Regions from separate parts of the Mus musculus genome. Here region 1 is linked to region 2. A link is a loop called in an ENCODE intact Hi-C map of the cell type or tissue named here. Cell type or tissue: heart. All regions are shown on one strand.

Region 1 (2,500 bases), 68 kb after region 2:
AGGGGAGTGGGGGGGCATGGGGGACTTTTGGGATAGCAGTTGAAATATAAATGAAGAAAATACCTAATTAAAATAAATAAGTAAATAAGAAAGTGGGAAGGAGTAAGATATAATAAGGACATGTCTAGGACATGTCTGCCCCTTGGTGACAGCCAGTCTCCGTGTCTGGGTCAGACCCTCCGATTTTCCAGCTGCTTTACTTAATAAAGGAGATCATTTACACTGTGTCAGGCATCTGGTGTATACTGTTCATCAGATTTCACACTGGCCCATTTTGTGGGGAATTTATTACATTTATTTCCCCTTTCTTCCCTCAGAACCCTCCAATATACTCCCCTTTGCTTTCTTTCACATCCACGGCCTCTTTTTCAATTGTTGTTACCTGTGTGAATAAACACAACCTGTTCGGAATGCTTAATGTTACTTGTATGTATATGGTTTTAGAGTTGGCCATTATTGGATAATTAATTGGTGTACTCTTCCCGAGGAAGACTATCTCTCTTGCTCTCAGCATTCCTGTGTATGGTAGGCTTTGTATGGATGGGCTTTCCCCATTCGTGTTAGCATGGCTATTGGAGCTGTTCTTGTTCAGCTCACACTTCAGCAGCCACTCTGGTAAGACTTCGATGGGTGTAGCCTCTGACATTTCTAGGAGACACAATCTTACAACAAACTCCCTCTCTTATAGTCTTTCTGTCCCCTCTTCCACAATGATCCCTGTGTATAAGGTACAGAAGTTGTGTTATCTGTCTATCAGTTGGGGTTGGGCTGCACAGTTCTGCATTTTGACCTGTTATGTTTTTCTGTAATGGTCACTATCTGTTGCAAAGAACTTTCCTTGGTGATGGATGAAGGATAAAGTTATATGTGGGTATAAGGACAAATAGTTAAAATGTAGTTAGGAATTGTGCTAGTTTAATAGGGTGGCAATTGTAGGTTCTCCTCAAGGCCCATGGTCTACCTAGCACTGGGTAATTGGCTAGGTTCCCCTACTGACCACTTAAAGTGACACTGGAGAGAAATGGCCTCTCAGTTCTGAGGTGTTGGCCTTTCATGTGGACACCAAATTCTATCAGTGGCCATGCTTCTTTTTGACAACTTAATTTGACTTTGCGTCCACCTAGTACAGGAATAGATTTCCTATCAACTATGTCCAGATTTTGGTTCCATTACAAGTTCTTCCTGTATTTTCCGTTTCATATGTCCTGCCTTCCCCTTTCTTTGGCTTTGTGTGACGGGGCTGTAAATGACACCTCCTCCGATGTACTTTCTTTTTGGATCAATAAGGAAGGTGATGGAAGGAAGGATGATTTTCTTAAGAGCTTAATGAGAAAAAAAATAGCAGTTCAAATACAGAAATGAAACCACAAATTGCTAGCCTTGGGGTTTAGTGGCAGCAATCTTTGGCAAGGTTCCATGACCCTAGGGTGAATTGTTTCCTTGCCTGGGTTTCTGTTCCTCTGCCATGAGGGGAAAAGCCATCCCCTTCAGAGGATTTTTCCAAGCTCCTGATTCTGATGTCACTAAGAACCGGTAGAGATTGAGAGGGAGCAGCAGTTCCAGCCAACAGTGACTTCATTTTTTTTTTTTTTATGTCTATGGCAAAGCTCCCTGGAGCAAGCCTTCTCAGCAAGCAGATTTCCCTCCTGTCCTGGGATTCTGTGACCCACTTTTCTTCTTACTCATAGTCAAGGGAGTGGCCTGCTCAACTCATCATGCTCTTGGCACTCTTTGTTTACTTTCACCCCGGGGGCTGTGCAGCCTTTGGCAAGGGCATCATGGTTTAGAAAATCCTGTGGACTTCTTTCAAATAGCTGCCATCTACCCATCCCCCACTTTCTCAATGGCCTTCTGGTACTTTTCTTTTGTACCGGGGTAAGAACTCATCTATTAGCTTGTTGGAACGATGGTCATAAGAGATTGCTGTAACCCACTAGCTTTTGTGTATAGTTATCTGACTTGGTCATTCTATCTCCTTGGCAGGTCACTTGCCTTATCCAGTCTCTGCTTCAGTTATATTTTATATGTATTAGGAGGAACACTGCCATGGGATTAAGATTTTGTGACTTTATTTCAGCCATAAAGCCCATTGCTCACTTTCTCACGTGTATCTTATCTTAGATCTAAGTTTGAAACGAGTTCATTTCTGCAAGTTGAAGTTGTGAGTGAACCTCTTGTGTGCCTGTACCCTGGACGTCTTCAGGGACCCTAATAGGTGTTTTTGTCTTCTCTCATGCTGCCCTTACATCTTTGTCTCACCATTGCCTTTGTTTTGGTCCCTAATCATGGCTGGAGCCCAGTTTCTTCTCCCTTCTTGCAGTTTGATCTTGTAACCTTCCCCACTTCTCCTGTCTTAGAAGCTCTTGGCCGTGGAGCCATGATCGATGCCTCGGACAGGGTGAGATTTTATTTTCTGAGTGATGGTTTCTTTTGCAGTTCCAGTTTGGTGGATCCAGCTTCCAGTGTGATTGATATGTCCCAGGAAAGTACGAGGACTCCA
Region 2 (2,500 bases):
GCTGAAAGTGTTTTACCCTGAGGCTTCTCATTGGCTCTGTATTAGTAAATACTTTTAATATGCTTCTTCTCTTCTTTCTCTGTCTCTGTCTGCCTCTCTCCTTTCTCTGTATTGTGACTCATTCTCTAGCAGAGGCTGGCTTCAAACTCAAGGTAATCCTTCTGCCCACCTCCCCCGGCCCCTCTCTCCCACGGCTACTTTTAAAGTATCACATTATTTAATCCTAGCTATCTGTATAAAGAAACGGATGCAAATTGTGTCTTGGGCATTCTGAGCTTCTGGGCTAAAATCCACTTATCAGTGAGTGCATATTATATGAGTTCTTTTGTGATTGGGTTCCCTCACTTAGGATGAATATCCTCCAGATCCATCTATTTGTCTAAGAATTTCATAAATTCATTGTTTTTAATAGCTGCATAGTACTCCATTGTGTAAATTTGCCACAATTTCTGTAACCATTACTCTGTTGAGGGACATCTGGATTCTTTCCAGTTTCTGCCTATTATAAATAAGGGTGCTATGAACATAGTGGAGCATATGTCCTTATTACAAGTTGGAGCATCTTCTGGGTATATGCCCAGGAGTGGTATTGCTGGATCTTCCAGTAGTACTATGTTCAATTTTCTGAGGAACCACCAAACTGATTTCCAGAGTGGTTGTATCAGCTTGCAATCCCACCAACAACGCAGGAGTGTTCCTCTTTCTCCACATCCTTGCCAGCGTCTGCTGTCACCTGAGTTTTTTATCTTAGCCATCCTGACTGGTGTGAGGTGTCCTGTGAAGGTTCTATGCTCCAGTATAGGGGGATGCCAGGGCCAGGAAGTGGGAGTGGATGGTTTGGGGAGCAGGGGGAGGGGAGAAAGGATAGGGAGTTTTCAGAGGGGAAACTAGGAAAGGGGATAACATTTGAAATGTAAATAAAGAAAATATTTAATAAAAAAGGAAAAAAGAGAATATGATAAAAAAAAGGTATTGCAGGTTTTGAAGTGGGGGCCGTCTCTGGGAGAAGTTGGGGTACAAAAGGGAAAGAAGAATGTGATGTAAGTCTATTTATTCAAAATATGTTTTTAAGTGTTAACAAATTCAGATAAATTGAAATTATGTATCTTTTCTCGTCATAATGCAATAAAACTTAAATTAAGAAAGAAAGAAAGAAAGAAAGAGAGAAAGAAACTGATGGCCGGAGGGGTTAGAACATTTTGCTAGATTACAGGCACCTCTTCTCCCCGCATGGTGGTGACCGTCCCTACGTTTCAGATGGAAGGTATCCTCGACCCTCTTGCATAGGGACGTAAAAAAAAAAAAAGTGCCGTTTCCGTTCTTTTGGATAAAAACTCGATTGCTTCACTGACAAGTAGAGAAGGAGGCCTGGAAGGGAGAGAAGCCAAGCGCAGGGACCAGAGCACAGGAGGCGGCCCCGCAGGCGCGGGCGGGCGGGGCGAGCCCTGTGCTCCCTGGAAGGTCCCGCGCTGCCCTCCCCTCCGCCCGCCCCGAACAGCGGCGACACCTGGGTGGCGCAGCCGGCTGCGAGCGCTGGGCGGCAGAGAGAGGTTGGCAGCCCGGAGGAGGTAGAGCGGGCAGCCGGGGCTGCGGCGGAGACTCGGCGCGCGCTCTGGGTGTGACTTTTCTGTCTACTGGCGGTGTCGCTGGGACTGCTTTCTGGTCCTGCTCTGGGTCTTGGAGTAGCTGGAGGAGTTGGTGTAGAGAGAGATTTTTTTGTTGTCCTTGCTATCCTGGCTGCTACAACGTGAACCACCGGGGCGGCAACCAACAAGCTTCATCCCTCAGTTTCTCCTTTAGTTAGGAGTTCCTTCTGCTGCCCTCGCCGCCGTGTGTCCGCGAAGCTAGGGACACCAGGTAGGCAGTTGCGACGGAATTGGGGGTGGTACTTTGAAGGCTTGACCCCAGACCTGGGGCTGGAGACTGGCGGGACCTGGCTGCGGAGCAATCGCCCGCAGGGTGCTCAGGTGAGGAACAGCAGAGGTGCAGCGAAGGAACCCAGCTAAGCACCCCCCCCCCCCCGCGAACTCTAGTTTGAAAATTAACACATTTGTTTTGGGACAGTTTCCTCTACACCCAACCAGACCTCTTATCCTATAGAGTTAAGTCACATGGGTGGGATTTGCCAGCTTCAAACTGCAAAACCGCGTGTTTCAGGGTGTAAGACCCATCCAGCAGCCGTAGGAAGTGCGGTAGGAAGTGGGGTAGGAAGTGGGTCTCTGCGCTCACAGTGCCTCCTCCCCTTTCCTCCCTTTATAAGTCGTCTTTGGCTATGAGGGGCTCCATTTCCTGCATCGTTGAAAAGTTCTCATTTTTTACTAAGGGCTGGTATGTGACCAGCAGCTTCCAGGACGTGGGCTCTGGGTTGAGAGGGAGCCTAAACACACGCTTTGAATCACAGCTTTCTGACCCTACAGTCTAATAGCAGTGTGCAGAGGAAGCCTGGGTGGGGGAGAGGGGGCAGTTCAGATACACAACTGGAGGGTCGGCGGGGTCCAAA

Evidence for each region. A loop is a pair of places that touch in the nucleus more often than their neighbours do. Peaks named below come from ENCODE experiments on the same cell type or tissue, not always from the same donor. Only the 100,000 strongest peaks of a DNase experiment are listed, where the experiment ranks them.
Region 1: it touches region 2 in a loop (2.4-fold over the local background); 5 of 42 quality-filtered maps call a loop at or near these places.

Annotation. Positions count from the first base shown.
Region 1 is chr7:90,369,021-90,371,520 of GRCm38, forward strand. Sytl2 (synaptotagmin-like 2) reads left to right here. Exons shown (of 20, transcript NM_001368878.1): 5 at 2,437-2,500. Among named protein-coding and RNA genes, the nearest start is that of Ccdc89, 56 kb to the right of the region's middle. In heart, no CTCF peak of the experiment used is centred here; a DNase peak (open chromatin) is centred at 1,541.
Region 2 is chr7:90,300,887-90,303,386 of GRCm38, forward strand. It overlaps Sytl2 (synaptotagmin-like 2), which reads left to right and starts at 1,543. Exons shown (of 20, transcript NM_001368878.1): 1 at 1,543-1,857. In heart, a CTCF peak has its summit at 1,475; DNase peaks (open chromatin) are centred at 1,415 and 2,175; H3K4me3 peaks cover 1,404 bases; H3K27ac peaks cover 811 bases.